Regions from separate parts of the Mus musculus genome. Here region 1 is linked to region 2. The links are chromatin loops, found by intact Hi-C in ENCODE. Cell type or tissue: heart. All regions are shown on one strand. Links, peaks and the distances in the headings refer to the core of each region. The heading gives the core; the rest is flanking DNA.

The links. Hi-C counts contacts between places; a loop is a spot of excess contacts. Peaks named below come from ENCODE experiments on the same cell type or tissue, not always from the same donor. Only the 100,000 strongest peaks of a DNase experiment are listed, where the experiment ranks them.
Region 1: it touches region 2 in a loop (1.8-fold over the local background); 4 of 42 quality-filtered maps call a loop at or near these places.

Annotation. Positions count from the first base shown.
Region 1 is chr17:43,576,601-43,584,935 of GRCm38, reverse strand. All of the region lies in intron 1 of Pla2g7 (phospholipase A2, group VII (platelet-activating factor acetylhydrolase, plasma)), which reads right to left. Among named protein-coding and RNA genes, the nearest start is that of 1700071M16Rik, 11 kb to the left of the region's middle. In heart, for the core only: no CTCF peak of the experiment used is centred there; a DNase peak (open chromatin) is centred at 3,675; H3K4me3 peaks cover 431 bases; H3K27ac peaks cover 2,318 bases.
Region 2 is chr17:43,531,319-43,539,653 of GRCm38, reverse strand. It overlaps Ankrd66 (ankyrin repeat domain 66), which reads left to right. Exons shown (of 3, transcript NM_001254953.1): 2 at 548-776; 3 at 4,552-5,480. The coding sequence ends at 4,738. Among named protein-coding and RNA genes, the nearest start is that of Ankrd66, 8.2 kb to the left of the region's middle. In heart, for the core only: no CTCF peak of the experiment used is centred there; a DNase peak (open chromatin) is centred at 4,623; H3K4me3 peaks cover 908 bases; H3K27ac peaks cover 431 bases; H3K27me3 peaks cover 539 bases.

The sequences.
Region 1 (8,335 bases), core at 171-8,170, 45 kb before region 2:
CTAGCCGAACAGTGAATGCTGGGCTTGTGGAAAGCTGTCTCAAGGGGGAAAATGTTGGCAACGGTAGTAGTAAACACCTAAGGTCTACTTCTGACTTCCACATACATGTGTACAAACACCTACAAGCATGTACACACACACACACACACACACACACACACACACACACTAATCTTAGCCTAGACACTTGAAGTTATTACACTAAAGCCACCAGAAATTTTCTCCAAAGGAAAGAATCTCCTGCCAGTGGGGAAAGAAATTTAAGAGATATTTTTTGAGACTGTGCCACAGTGACTGGCCTTGTATTGCTCCTTAGTCTCCCGAGTTCTAGGTTTGCAGGGTTGTGAATGGCAAAGAGGAATTTAATGTCCCATCAATCAGATCCTACCCAGTAATCCACTCTGACTGCCCCAGCGACCCTGGCTGCCGCTCTTCAGACAGGAGTGAAGGGGTAGCTGTCTACTCTCCACACTGTTCTTGGGGGGCTCAGACGCTCCCTTGACACCCCTGCTGCAGCTTTAGTGCGTGTGTGGGAGTGGCGAAGGTACACTTCGGAAAGCATGCCGCTGGAGGAAGGGACAAGACTGCAGAGCAGGCAGGTCTGTTCTTGGCATGCTGCTGCTCTTGTTACAGTTGAAAGGAACAAGGGACAGCTGTTCTGTTACAAAGCACAAGATTCCCTGTTGGGGACACACAGAGGTGATGGTGAGGCAGCCCCGAAATCCTGTTGGGGCTAAACCTCAGCTTCTTTCTGAAACTGGCCTGTGCTCTTGTGTCAAAGGGCTAAAGAAATGAGAATGCCTTGACACAGTTTTTACTTTTGCCCCCCCTTTCTTTAAAAGATTTATTTATTTATTATATGTAAGTACACTGTAGCTGTCTTCAAACACTCCATAAAAGGGCGTCAGATCTTGTTACAGATGGTTGTGAGCCACCATATGGTTGCTGGGATTTGAACTCCGGACCTTCGGAAGAGCAGTCGGGTGCTCTTACCCACTGAGCCATCTCACCAGCCCACTTTTGCCCCTTTTGAAGGCGGGGGGTGAAGAGGGGATAAGAAAGAGTCTCATGTAGCCTAGGCTGGCGCGGAAGTCTACTGTGTGACAAAAGATAACCTTGGACTCCTGACTTTGCCTTCTGAGTGCTAGGATTACAGTTGTCACAGACACACACCCCTAAGAAGGGCCTCAGAAGATGACTCAGTGGGTAAAATCCTGCTGTGCAAGTGTGGGGGTCTGAGTTCAAATCCCCACAAGCTGGACTTGATACTGTGAGTGTAACCTCAGCCCTCTTACAACCTAATTGGGGCAGACATGGACGTCCCTGAAAGGCCAGCCAGCCTAGTAAAGAAAGGCAGAGGTGAACAAGAGGCCCCTTCTCAACCCAAATGGAAGGTGAGGAGCCACACCCAAGATTGCCCTCTGATCTCCACACACCCATGTCCACATAAGCACACCTATAAATGAACTCACACACACACACACACACACACACACACACACACACACACACACGATTTAAAAACAATACAAAACTTCAACAAGAGCCCTACAGATCAGGAAGAGACTTGATGAAGCCTGTCACCTGCTTCTGCAAAGGTAAACAAGTGCTCTGGTTAACACAGCACAGGCGTCCTGAGTAGAGACACACTCGGCTTTCTGGTATCCCGACCTGCTGGTTCCTGTTTGTTATGTTTTCCTATTAGAGCGGAGCTCCACCTGCAAGGAAGTATTTTGCCTTCCATTTAGACTTCTGAAATCACAAATTTGAGTGGTTATGAAAGTTTAAAAATGTAATATGAGATATAAATGACTCTCCTCTACTCAATACCCACTGTGCACAGCACTGCCAGCCCTCACAAGTCACGTAGTCTCTGTTTCTTACATCACAAGGTCACAGGCACTGATGCCTTCTGCCTGGGTCACATGAGTGGCAGGCTTTAGAGCCAGAGAAATAAGCCTACAACTCTGGTTCAAATGTTAAAAATACTACTAATGTGGCACGATCTTGTTTCTACTTAAAATATATAGTTTCTACATAAATAAGGAGGAAACAAGCCACATAAACAGAATCCCAGATTGTCTTCAGCAATCTCCTTTAAGGGATAGGATAATGGCTGGCTTTCTTTTTCTTTTAAATTGTACTTTGTATTCCCTGCCTGTTGGCAAGTGGTAACAAACAAAGAAGAGTGTCCCTGGGAAGTAAAACTGTCCCCATCTGAAACACAGCAGGCAATATCAGGAACAAAACCAAGACCAAGATAGGCAAGGGTACCAAGCTGTCATGGGAAAGGAGATGAAAATACACAGTGGGAAAAGAAAAGGGTTGAAAACTATCAGGAAAATAACAAGCTGTACACACGCTTACCATGGCCAGCACTCAGGAGGCTGAGGCAGGAAGCCTGCCACAAGTTCAAGACTATGCCGGGCGTGGTGGCGCACGCCTTTAATCCCAGCACTCGGGAGGCAGAGGCAGGTGGATTTCTGAGTTCAAGGCCAGCCTGGTCTACAAAGTGAGTTCCAGGACAGCCAGGGCTATACAGAGAAACCCTGTCTCAAAAAAAAAAAAAAAAAAAAAAAAAAAAACAAGTTCAAGACTATTTAGTGAGTTCCAAACTAGCCTACACTACAGAATGATATCTTACATAAACTGACAAAGACAACCAATAACATGCAGGCATAGCGGCACATACTTGTCATTCCAACATCTGGGAGGTAAATTCAGGAAGATTGGAAGTTCAAGGTTAAGTTCTCACGAGCAGCCTGTGCTACATCCCTCTCCCCCTCCCCCTCCCCCTCCTACCCCCCTCCTTTACAAACTCGGAGCAGGGGAAGGAAAGGTAAACCGTAAGCCCTTTTGCTAAGCACGAATACGGTTTTAGCTGACGTTCTGAGGAAGACTCTGTTTTGGTTTGGGTTTTAGGTTCACAAAGATGTATGACTTCATCAATGAAGCATCCACCGTGTAACATGTGCATTTCACATTTACTTCCAACATACTTCCCAGTCAGTGAGGTTGGTGCTTTTCCTTCAAGATCCTTTTCCTAGTTTCTCTAGTCAGAGCCCCTGCCTTACTGCCCACAGTGCACAGTGGAGCGTGTCCTCTACCGATTCTTCTCGCGTGGTGTGAGCGTCTCTTCAAGATGGTGCATATCACCCATCTCACGAACTCAGCACCCTCGACCTGTGATGCTCTGAGTACTAATTATAGTGCTGGCTTCTACAGGAACGCTAAACACGATGGAAGGAAACAAAAAAACGGCAAGAAACTGTTGGACTTGTTTTGAGCGCACTTGGTAGCAAGGCCTTTTCAACCACCGGGTGTAGCACACGTATCTGCTGAGCTAACACAGGAATGACTTCTGCCCCGCAGAATCGTGTCCGTGCCTTTAGTCCATCAGTATGTGCACACGCACGGGCCTTAGGGGATACGGAATAGAGAATAGAAAGAGGGGTAGCCTTCTCAGCCTCTCCTCTGGGTACACCTTGCTCCAGACTCAGTCTATATCATAGGGAGCTCAAGGCAGCCTTCCAGACTCACTAGCTTAGTTCTTCCTGTCTAACAATGCTCACACCCTTCTTTCCACGTGACTCCCCATCCCTTGCAAATGAAAACATTATCCTCTAAGGAACAGGAGATATCAGAGCCATAGTTCTCATGTGACCCTCCCTCCCAGTCTTCTCCGGTAGCAGACTTCCTGTATCATCACTCCTCTCTCATCAGCCCTGTGCCGGATGTCCGGGGATCTTGAGCTGTCTGTCATTAACTGCAGCTTCGCCAGGGCCTCTCCAGCCCTTCCAAGCTAGTCTCAGTCCGTGCTTTTACTTTGCATTGATTTCTGCTGCTTCAGCACACTTAAATCAAGCGGAGGCTACAGCTCTGTGGGAAGGTACTTGGCTGTGTATCTGCACGGCTTTGGGTTTCAGCTCCGCTATCATAAAGACATCTTTTCTGGTCTACTCGCCTGCTCGAGGCTAGTAAGCTTTATGTTTTAAAATATCATGATATTCTATGTACCTAGGGGGGCAGTTGGGGGCTTGGGGAGACAACACATTCCTCTGGCTTCTGATTCATTTGTCTGTCTTGTTTTGTCTGACAGCTGTTTTCTTGTTCAAGGGACTTTACCCTAAGGAGCTGCGCAATCCTTTTGAAAAGATTACACATTTTAAATAAGCTTGACCCCAATTTTCCAGGTTGCACAGATGAAACAGAACTTCCTGCTTTTCTGAACAAAGCACTGATACAAACATCCAGATGTCCTTACTTCCCTAGGCTGCTTGCTTCTAAGGGTCACTAAACTGTGTGGGAGACAGCCACAGCCCCCGAGGCTTTTTAAAAAAGGGGATCACAGTAGAACCCTTCCTAGGAGACTGTAATGTTCAAAGTCTCTTCAAGCTCAGCCTGCCGATAAGAATTGGCTAAAAATAAGTTTGCACTTCAGAAGTAGAAACTTAAGTCAGGTGGTCACTTTAGACATTGTCTTAGAACTAGAGACTACAAAAAGGTCTGTTTTCATTTTGCAACCTGTTCTCTGAGAAAGATGAAACTAGGCACATGGCAGCAACTGGTAAATCAAAGCCAAGGCACAGCGTCTCCTGTGACTTCGAAACAGGAAAGTTTGCAAAATAAAGTCAGCCATGCTAGTAAGCTTATGTAGTACATTTAAAATAAGCAATTTGGGGGGCTGTTGTTATTACACAGTCGATAAGAGTACACACACACACACACACACACACACACAAACCCGAACACAAATCCATACACACACACACACACAAACATTAACACATACACACACCACACACACACACATAAACACACACCCTTCCCTATCTTTCTCTCTTGCCTTCCCTCCTTCTCCATTCCTTTTCTTCTTCTCCCCCCACTTCTCCCACTAACAAAAATGTCAATTTTCAAGCCTTAAGGTGTTCCTTTCTTCCACTGACCTTTTAATTACATTTGTAGGATTAGTGTAACATCTCAAAGATGGGAGGGGAACTTTGAATCTATAATTTCAGCTGAGTGTGGGGACTTCCACAAGCCCAGCACTGGAGAGGCTGGGGGAGGAAGGACTTTAGTTCAAGGTTTGCTTGCAGTATAGAGGAAGATTCTGATCTAAAAAGCATCAACAAAAGTTCAACCAATCAAATAAACAAGAATCTCAGAACAGTAAGACGTATGTTCAATCCTACAAAAGCCAGCACACATGGGAACATATGTGCACCCACAACCAGGACGCACTATGAACAGGATTTTATTTAACACATTTTAAAGATAGTTCTTAGAAACTGTCATTAATGTCATAGGCCAGTTTCAATCGAAAACTATAAAACTGTCATGTAAAAGTTAATATTGAGAAAGCAGTACAAGGCCAGGCTCTCTCTTGAAAAGGCAACACTCTGTCTTGAAAGTTCCTGCTTCACCCCTGACTTCCTCTACCTTTCTCTTAATGCCCACACTTAAATCTCTATTAAAGCAATTCCTTTATAGCGGGAAGGTCCCAGCACTCAGGAGGCAGAGCCCTCTGTGAGTTCGAGGCCAGCCTGGTCTACAGAGGAAGTTATAGGATAGCCAGGGCTACATAAAGGAGTCTTGATTTGAAAACCAAAACAAACCAAAACAAGAAATGAATAAAAACAAACAAGCAAAAACAAAAATAAACAAGCAAAAACAAAAACAAACAAGCAAAAACAAAAACAAACAAGCAAAAACCCATTTCCTTTATAAATAATGATTTTATCAATTCTTTAAGAATTTGATTCCATGTATTCTGATCATACACACACACACTTCTCTACCACCTCTATCTCTATCTCCCTCGCCCTCTCCCTCACTTTCATCAAGTCCATAAATCTGTTTCTTAATGACCTCCAACTTTGTTTTAAAAACTGAAGCAGGATAATGAACTCATCTGTGTTTTTCCAGTTATGGATGATTTTTATAATAAAATATGTTGCTTTGATCACAAGAATTAATTTTAAGAGGATTCGAACATTTATGACTAGCGAATGTTTATCTTTAAGTGAAAGTTATAGCAGCAGAGAATTAAGAGATTAATCTCTGATTTCAGACAAAACAGTGTATGTAATAGAAGAGGAGGAAGGAGAAGAGGAGGAGAAGAAAGAGGCAGAAGAAGAGGAAGAAGCGGCTGCTTCTATGATGGTGAACCAGGAAGTCAGATGTGAGACAAAAAGGTGGAAGCTTCAAAACCCACCCCTTGTGATCCAATCCTTCCAGCTAGCTGTGCCCCCAAATACCCCAAGGCCTAGGCTGTGCCCCCAAATACCTCAAGGCCTAGGCTGTGCCCCCAAATGCCCCAAGGCCTAGGCTCTGTCCCTAAATGCCCCAAGGCCTAGGTTCTGCCCCCAAATGCCCCAAGGCCTAGGCTGTGCCCCCAAATGCCCCAAGGCCTAGGTTGTACCCCCAAATCTCCAAGGTCTAGGCTGTGCCCCCAAATGCCCCAAGGCCTAGGCTGTACCCCCAAATGCCCCAAGGCCTAGGCTGTGCCCCCAAATGCCCCAAGGCCTAGGCTATGCCCCCAAATGCCCCCAAGGCCTAGGCTGTACCCCCAAATGCCCCCAAGGCCTAGGCTGTGCCCCCAAATGCCCCCAAGGCCTAGGCTGTACCCCCAAATGCCCCCAAGGCCTTCCAAAATAGCAACATGGACTGGGGAAGAAGCTTCAAAAGATGGAGGACATTTCACATCCAACCGGAATGTGAAATGAACCACTAAATGGCAAAATGCTATGGCAGCCACAGAAAACTAATATGGAGCTTGTAATGTTGCCGGACTTGATGTATGAACAGGTAATAGCCAGACTTAGTTTGGCCTAATAAGATGATTTTAAATATCTCAAAAATTGATCCAATACTGGGCTGACCAGTCAAGGAAGGTGAAAGTCTTCTCCTTTGGATGTGATGACGTAAACAGCTCATGGAGCTATCACCAGGTTCATTCTGTGTTTCCCCAAAGACACTTGCAAGTATCAAGAGATGCCTTTGGTCATCCTGTTAGGGGGTTTCCGCCAACATAAAATGGGCAGAGGCCCAGCATGCTCTTAAATATCTTCAATACACAGACTGGCCCCCACTAGATAGTGATACCCCAAAACATTAGTGGTTCTGAGGTTAGGAAACCTAAAACAACTGCATGCTTGCTCAATGAGGAAAAACTAGTGCTGCAGAGGCCACTCGACCAGTGGGGTACTTGTCTTACAAGCACAAGGACTGGAGTTTGATCTCTGGGAATTATGTAAAGGGGTGGGGGGGGGTGCCCTGGCACACATTTGTAATCCCAAACCACAGAGGGAAGAGACAAGAAGACGCTCAGGGACCCACAAGCACCCAGCTGAGCCTACCTCAATGAGCGCTAAGCTAACGTGAGGCCTGTCTCGAAACACAAGATGTATGGTTCCTACAGAATGGCACCTGAGCTTGTCCTCTGCTCTCTACTTGCTTATATGCCGATGTGCTGGTGTCTCTAATGCTGGCATTTAGTCTAGACTCTGCCACACAGTTACCTGGCAACAGCCAGGTGTGCCTGACTCACTATAAAAGGGGCTGCTTGCCTTCTCCTCTTGCTCTCTTGCTCTCTTCTCTTCTCCTCTTGTTCTTGCTCCCTTACCCTCTTCCCCCTCTTTCACCATCATCCCCTCTCTCCACATGGTCATGGCTGGGTTCTACTCTCCTCTTCTCTTTTTCTCTCTGTCTCTGTATCTCTGTCTCCGTGTCTCTGTCTCTTTCTGTGTCTATCTGTCTGTCTTCCTCTGTCTCTACTCCTTCAACTCCCTTCCTCATGCCCTAAATAAACTCTACTCTACACTATACTGTGACTAGTACCTCAGGGGGAAGGGATGCTTCAGCATGGACCCACAAAGGCACCCTCTTCTCCCACACCATACTGCACTTCCACCAAACATATCCCTGGCTCTTCTCTTCTCTTTTTATAAAACACAACACCTCACACCTGCACACACACATTATGTACACATACACACAACAGGAAGAAGTGAGACACTCCCTATTGTCCAGATACATGGACAAAGAAAAAGGAAAACCTGTGTTTGGTTCTTTTATAATGGCTTGGAGTTGTATACTGCTAAGTGGTCTCCTTCTAGTAATCCTAAAACAAGGATAGATTGAGGCTGGGATTGGACTTTCTTGTCCCACCTTTATCAAACACTTTGTGGGCCTTTTTTTTTTTTTTCGATCAAACAATTCCTACTCAACATTTGCTGTTATCAAAACTAAGCATTGTTCAACTCCAAACGACAATTGAGGTAGCTCATATACTCTGAACTTAATCTCACGTTGTCTCAGAGGTGTAAAAAATCAA
Region 2 (8,335 bases), core at 179-8,178:
TATTATGAATGGGGCAGAAAGGTCAAGAACTGTTTAGGGTACAGAATAAGTTTAAAGCCAATCTTCAAAACTCAAACTGGATCCTCTCTCACAAAAAAAGTAATGTGATTAAGGAATATAACTCAGTATTAGAAACTATGCATAGGGCATGTAGGCCCCTAGCTTTAATCCCAAATTCTACAAAATAAATAACTAAAACAAACAAACAAACAAGCAAACAAAGAATCTATGGCCATTGCAAAATCTGCAAGGATTGCTCGTGTAGGTGGGAGGAACTTGAGCAAGAGCTGGGATGGTGGACAGAAAGGAGGCTGTTCTAGAAAGAATACAGGGAGTTCATACAGAGCTTGGGGTCTCCTTGGAATAAGGATGGGGTGCTGCCTCCCAGGAAGAAGAGTGAGAAGGGAGAGGGATGATGAGAACGAGGCAGTGGTGTTGCAAAAGCTAGTTTCCTCCTGCTTCCACGCTCCTTAGGCTGCTTCTGGTCTCAGGCCACTGAGGACATTTTAAACTTAACTTTGCCTTCTTTCTCCATGGTATATCTAAGGACAAATGGAGGTGATCCATCTCCTGATACAATATGGAGCCAGACCCTGCTTGGTAACGGATGTGGGCTGGACGGCAGCTCATTTTGCAGCTGAGTCAGGCCATCTGAATGTACTCAAAGCTCTGCATGCACTTCCCTCTGCCATTGATGCTGCTGACTTCTTTGGAGACACACCCAAGAGGATTGCACAGATCTATGGTCAGAAAGACTGTGTGGACTTCCTGGAGATGTAAGTACTGTGTAGTCCCAGCTAAAGGAAGGAGCCTGTAATCAGGGGTTTTGTCAATTGACCAATCCCAGGTAAATGAAAGCGAAACAAACAAACAACCCTAACCCAGTGGTTTCCAACCTTCCTAATGCTGTGACCCTATGGTCTCTTTTTAAAGATTTATTTATTTTATGTATGTGAGTACACTGTCACTGTCTTTGGAAACATCAGATCCCATTACAGATGGTTGTGAGCCACCATGTGGTCACTGGGAATTGAACTCCAGACCTCTGGATGAGCAGTCAGTGCTCTTAACCACTGAGCCATCTCTCCAACCCAACATATAGCTCAGACTGGCAGTTGATTATAATTAAGTACAAAGTCTGCTCTCTGCAGTTATAGCCTTGGGAAGAATAGAAATAAAATTTATGAATTCATAATTTAGTTGGGTTAAGAAGTGGTTCATACAAGAAAAAGATGAACAGCCTGGTCTGAATTTTGTTGTTTGGAAAGGAAGATGAGAGAGACAGAAAACCTGGAAGCAATTCCAGCTTATGGTGGAGGACAGAGACAGTGGGCTGCCTTATATGAACTTCAAAATAGAGTTATTGTCAGAATGTTCAACTCACCCAGGATTGCGGTTTAAGCCTACAGTACCAGCTGCTTAAGAGGCCGACCAAGATAGATTGTAAATGCAAGGCCAGGACTCTCTAGGATACAGAGTGAGTTTGAGGACAGCCTGGGCAAATTAGTGAGACTGAAAGAAACACTAAAATGAAACTGGGCAGGCGGTGGTGGCGCACGCCTTTAATCCCAGCACTGAGGAGGCAGAGGCAAGCAGATCTCTGAGTTTGGGTTCAGCCTGGTCTACAGAGTGAGTTCCAGGATGGCCAGTAATACACAGAGAAATCCTGTCTCAAACAAACAAACAAACAAACAAGATACAGGAGAATGTGGTGGAAGGGTAGAATACATGCTTAGCCCCTGTGAGGCCATGGCTTCAATCTTTGGTGCTGCCATCCTCCCAAAAAGTTAAACTAGTAAAACCATTGCCTGGGATGTGATTGGCTAGCCATAGAAGTAACTCAAGAGACCCTGCTTTAGAAATGGATCATGACTGTTCCAAAGTATGGCTGAGGACATTAAACATGACCAGTTATAATGGGTTAGGCCATGAGAGGAGAGCAAGAGAGGAAGAGAAGAGAGAGAAAGCAAAGAAGACAGAGGGCCAGGAGGACTAAGAGCCAAGTATGAGCCAAGAGAGCTCATGGTCTAAATGTCAGGGTTTTATAGGAATAAACTGGATGGCCATGAGCAGGAGAAGTTAGAGTATGGGGCAGGGTGAGGAGAGGTGAGACTAGCCAGGATGCTAGCATGGATCCTTTAACAGGCATTGGCAATGCTGAGAGAGCCTAGGGCCAGCTGGTGCTTTGGTATATGAATAGGTACCACAGCCTGCCGTCTGTCCCGAGTTTCTTTGGGACCTGGCATTTCTACACTCTCTGTTCCTGGGCTTGGCTGGCTAAAGAAAACTTCAGAAGTAAGCAGATGAGTTGTCTGGGAACAAGGGATGTCTACTTCTAGCTAAGCCTCCAGAGTGGATTAAATCTTCCTTCTTATCTGAAGTCATGAAAGGATGGACACACTTCTTAGCCCCCATACTTCCAGATCCTACCAAGCCCCACACAAGTTCACCCTCCCCTTCCCTTCCTATCTGTGTCATGGTGTTCCTCCACGTAGGTCCTTCATGTCTCCCGCAAGAAAGCCACCCCTGTGTTCTTGCTTAGTCCTCGCTTCCTACTGTCTTGTTCACTGTTTCTGTTCTCTTCTTCCCACTCTTGCTTAGTCCTCGCTTCCTACTGTCTTGTTCACTGTTTCTGTTCTCTTCTTCCCACTCTTGCTTAGTCCTCGCTTCCTACTGTCTTGTTCACTGTTTCTGTTCTCTTCTTCCCACTCCTTTTATTGGCCTGTGAACATGTTCAAATAGATCTTATTAAAGAAATAAACAAAGAGCTAAACAATGCATGCGTGCCCACACACACACACACACACACACACACACACACACACACACACGCTTGCACACTTCTCTTCTCCCCTAGGCTACTCAGGAGATAATCTACAGAACTGTTTCTCTTTCCTCATCTCTGGCTAACTTTTCTCCATCTTTGTACTGACTCAGTTCTCATATGAATAATCAAACTTCCTGTTGCTAGCACAATGCTCCCTTCTCAATGCAAGGCCAGTTAATCTGTAAGTATTTCTCTTCTTTCCCTTCCCCCTCACTCCCTTCCTTCTTTCCTTCCTTTCTTCTCTCTCTCTCTCTCTCTCTCTCTCTCTCTCTCTCTCCTCTCTCTCTCTTTCTCTCTCTAAGGGTCTCACTATATAACCCAACTTGGCCTTCAATTCATGATCCCTCTACCTCAGTCTCCCAAGTGCTAGGATTACAAGCAGGTACCCCTTGCCCAGTTCCTCAGTATTTATCCTTGTGAGCCTTTCAAATGCTGAAATTCCAGTCTTGTCCTTGGCTTTCTATTGATCCCTACCCCATCCCCGCACCCACCCCTGCCCATGACACCCATTAATCTTAACCCTTCCTCATTGAGGCACGTGACATTTGGCCTGAGCATAACTAACAGAGTGGGTACTGTCAGGGAAAGTGGGCAGACAATGCTAAGCAGACGGAAACTTTAGTCAGCTGCATTCCCTGTGAATTCACATCTACTTGCCACCTCCCACCAGGAACTCTTTTCCTTCTGATATTAGAGAATTCAGAGGGATGATTTATGGATGAAGGTGTAATTATTGTGGTTGTGCAAAGAGCCATCAGATGGACGAGAGAGAAAACCCATTGATGAGGGTATAGCTACCGCGTTGAAAGTGTGCATAGGTATGGTGTTCGAGAGAAGACGTGGAGGGAGTGTGCAAGCATGAAGGCCCTGGCCAATCAGGTGATCACAGCCTAAATCGGTCAGGTGGGGGAACGTAGTGGGGGAAGAAGCCAACAATGAACTCATCATAGGATGGATGAGCTGAAACAGGCAGTCCAGTAAAGTTGCTCATAGGATACAAGATGCGGCCGTGGGTGTCCTGTAGTGGGGCTAGAGGTTTTGTAACTACTCTAGGCAAGGAGATCAGAGGCCATCTTCACAGTTTACATTGTGAGGAGGTGAGCCCCTAGGCTATTCCTAACTAATTTACTTATACATACAATGCATTCAATTAGCATTGTCTTCCTCATGCTTCGGCACTTTAAATTTATTTGATTCATTGATTGATTGAGACAAGGTTTCCTCTCTGTAGCCCAGGCTAGCCGGAGCTCACTATATATCAGAGGCGGGCCTTGAACCTGCAGCAAACTCTCCTAGGTCCTGGATTTGCACACTTACCTGGCTATACTTTAAAATGTTTAAGAATGTACATGTGTTCCTTTTATAATCAGGAGAATAAAAAAATGCAACATCATTTCTTCCTTATAACATGAAGATTGTTCTGGAAATTTGAGCATTTTAAGAATGAACAACCCCTCCTTCCAGTTGTCTTTGAGTCTGAGATTCATCACACCCAGGTGCCCCATGGCCACATGCTAGCTTTTCCTGTCTTCAGGTAGTTTCTCTGATATCAGAGAACTTCTAATCTTTAGAATCTAAAGTGTGCTCTTGGACCTGTGTGAACTCCTTCCTTCTCAATTAAACTGTGAACAGCCTGCGCTGTGTGTGGCCCTCGGGAAGAGAGGTCCCGGCCAATCCTGGCCAGGCTCCTCCTCCCGCCCTCGCCTGCTGCGCTTTCTTTGCAGAGCAGAACCGGAATGCAGGGACCACCGCCAGAGAGGGCTGTTGCTTGACGAGCGGGATCCAGATTGGGACCTCAAGAGAAGGGAACTAGAACTGTCGCTTCCAGCTCCGGATCAAAACAGCAACAAAAAGAAGAAGAGAATCCGAGGTTCCACCCGGTTTAACCATGCCCACCCCTGGAGAGTATGAGAAGGCGTAGCCCCAGGGCTCAGACTGGAGCCAGCTGGAATACTCAGCTGTCTTCACAGGAGTTGACTCAACCACTCTTCCTCAAGGTTTTACAGAAAGCCCCAGCCAGTCCTTTAGTCTGAAAGTCTTGCCAGAGTGTTCTCTATAGGAGCCGCTGTCGCCTTGATAAAATCAGATGCCCAGAGGAGTGACCCGGAGGGGACACTTAGGGGACAGACAACTGCTTGCATTTTGCTTTTGTGGTTTGCAGTGTTAACATGCCCTGCCTGTCAGCCCACCAACACACACTGGCACAGCTGATCAAGATCAAAGTAAGAGCTCTCCTGATTAAGTTGATTTTTGAGAGCCCACAGTCCCAGCCCTGAGGACTTTACCCATGATCACATCCAGCGAGGAGCAATGGCCTGGACAATGCTGCCACTCAATGAGAGGCAACAAAAAGAAAGGCCTGGCTGGAAGGAAATCTGCTCCACGCATCAACGAGCATCGGCAGAAAATGGTGAAGTGTGTGTGGGCTTGGTGCTCAAGTTTTTCAATGATAGATTTTACGAAAGTTGGATGAGATGTTACAAGAAAAATATAGCACCTAAATTGAGACATTAAAAATATATATTGAAGCTTTGAAGACTCCACGGGTATATGTTAAATGTCTTACTCACTACTTTTAATATTGATTTGCTGAAATATGACAGATGTTTTAGAGCTCAGTATAATATACTATTAAAACCAATTTTAGTACTTTCTACTTTTTATTTTTATTTCCTTTTAAGTATGAGAAGATCTTGTAGGGTGTTATATTTACATATATCACACTGAATAACTGGGGGAGGCATATGAACATGCCACATTTTGTGTGTGTGTGTGTGTGTGTGTGTGTGTGTGTGCTTGTGTGTGCGTCAGAGAACAACTTGTGAGAGTCAGTTCTTTTTCCACCATCTGGGTCCTGGGAATCAAACTCATTGGTCAGGCTTGGTGGTGAAGGCCCTCACCCACTGAGTCGTCTCACTGACTCTACTTTTAAAAGCTTATGCCTGCTAGAATGTCCCTATGCGGCTTACATCTAATTGCTGTTGACTCTGCTATACAATTCTGACATTTGAAGCCTCCAGTAGATGATTAATGGCCTGCTCTACTGTCTTTTTGATCAATTAGTTTCTCTGCTTGAATCAATAGCCTTAGATACTGCTATCTTTATTGCATACTAATAATTAATTATCTGTTGATTTGGACCATGTGTGTTTTGAAATTTTCAAACTTAAGACAAAAAAATCTTCAATCCTTTACAGGAAAGTGGTATAGCTATAGAAAACTTTCCTAGTGTTTCCATCTCTGAAGAAAAACATCCCCTCCCAATCCCAGCAGCCCAGGTAATGACTCCACAGCTAGGAGGGGGAGCCTCATGGGCCCCTCTCCCATTTGTGATGGAACACTGGCTGGCTTGATCATGGACCAGTCTTGTACAGATAATCATAGTTGCTATGGATTCATGGTTTAATGGCCAGAGTATCTTGCAGACAGAACTTTAGTGGCATTTCTTCCGATGCTTTGTTCTTACATATTTTCTGCTTCCTCTTCTATGATATTCCCTGAGTGGTGTGTGTGTGTGTGTGTGTGTGTGTACTTTGATATAAACTTCTCTTTCAGGGCTAAGCACTTAACAGTCATTTCTTTTCACCACTTTGGCCCATTGTGAGTCTCTACATTGATGTCTGTCCATTGTGTGCTTCTCTAATCAAAGTTGAGAGCAACATGTCCATTTAGCAAAACAACAGTAGCAGGTCACCCACTAAGGCCTATGACCTGCTTAGCTGTGGGCTTTCGACCAGGTTTGTAGTGCCAGGCAAGAATTCCTTCCTTTGGAGCAAGCCTCAAATCAAATCAGAAAGCAATTGGTTCTTCCTATAATAATCACATCACTATGGCACCAGCCCCTGGCAGGTCAGTATGTTAGCATGCAGGGTCTACCGCTGGGTAAGTCCGTTGATGACTTTTTTCCCCCTCCGCAGCTACTATAGCTCCTGCCGGCTCTGTTAAAGGTAGCCAATAGGGAGAAAACTCCAAGTTAGTTCCAGCCTGATTTCTGTACATCTTATGTACTCAGCAATAGGGTCTTACCATCTAGCTATGATGGACAACCAAGAGCAAAGTCTATTAATAGCCTGTGTTACGCCAGGAACCTGTGGGGCTTACTGACCAAAAACTCAAAGGGAACTAGTCTATGTCTGACAATGAATCTTTCTGTTAATAACCCCTATCTTCTGGGGGAGGCATTCAGAGAACCTCTACTCCACGTTTTCTCCTTTTTGTTTGATATAGAACTACAGTCTATGGAGTTTTCCCACACACATTCAGAGTGAGACTCCATAAATTAAACATCTCTGGAGACACCCTCACAGGCGCACATAAAGGTGCATCTCCTTGATGATTCTAAATCCCATCAAGTTGACAATGAAGGTTAACCATCAAGTAACCCTCAAAAGTGTTGGTAATACCATGAATTTGGACCTATGAACTATGCTGTGCTGTGGTAGTTTGAGTATGAATTTCCATCACACCCTCAGGCATGTGGATACATGGTCTTCATTTAGTGGCCCTGTTTGGCAAGGCATGGGAGGTGTGGCCTTGCTAGAGGAAGTACATCACTGAGAGCGGGCTTTGAGAGTTAAAAAGCTTGCACTATCCCCAGTGCACTCTCTCTGTTTCCTACTTGTGGTTCAAGATGTGAAGTCTCAGCTTCCTGCTTCGACAGCCATGCTTTCATTCTACCATCATTGACTCTACTTGGTACCATGAGCCTAAGCCTAAGACCTTTCCCTTCTGTAAGTTGCCTTGGCCAGGGTGTATTGTCACAGAAATAGAAACATAACTAACACAAGTGTCTTGTAGGTAGTGTTTTGTTATTTCAACTATAGAAAACTAATTGAGAGGCCTTTTTGATAAAAGCACTGATCCCAGAATGTGGCATTCTCTAGGTATTCATTGTCATGTTATAGAGTGTATTAGAAAGACTTAACAATACTTCTTCAATGATACCCTTTGATCCCTATGATTCTTGGGGTGAAGAATGACCACTGTAACACAAACCTGTTGGTTCCTGATTCAGATCAACTTTCAAGTCACCAAGAGGACAGAGTACTTTGTGTACGTCCATCTCCCAAGGCATAGTTGTTATGGCCCATTTGGGTCAACAACCCAATTATATGCAAATCTTCCTTTGATCATGCATGGTTTTTCTATTTTTCCCCTTTTCCATTTTCACACCTGTGTATATGGTGGGCATGTGTGCTTTGGTGCATATGTGCATGTGGGTGGACACACCGATATCTGGGTGCATGTGCCTGTGTAGGACCAAGGTTGATTTCAGACATCATCACATCATCTCCCATCGCGTTTCTATGTTATTCACTGAGGCAAAGGTCTCAAGATAGTTGTGGTGCTTTGAATGAAAATGGCTCTCTTAGACTCATAGGGAGTCACATGATTGGAGGCATGTACTTGTTGGAGGAAGTGAGTCACAGGAAGTGGGCTTTGCTCAAGCCAGGCCCAGTGTTTCACTCTTCCTGTTGCTTGCTGATCCAGATGTAGAACTCTCAGCTA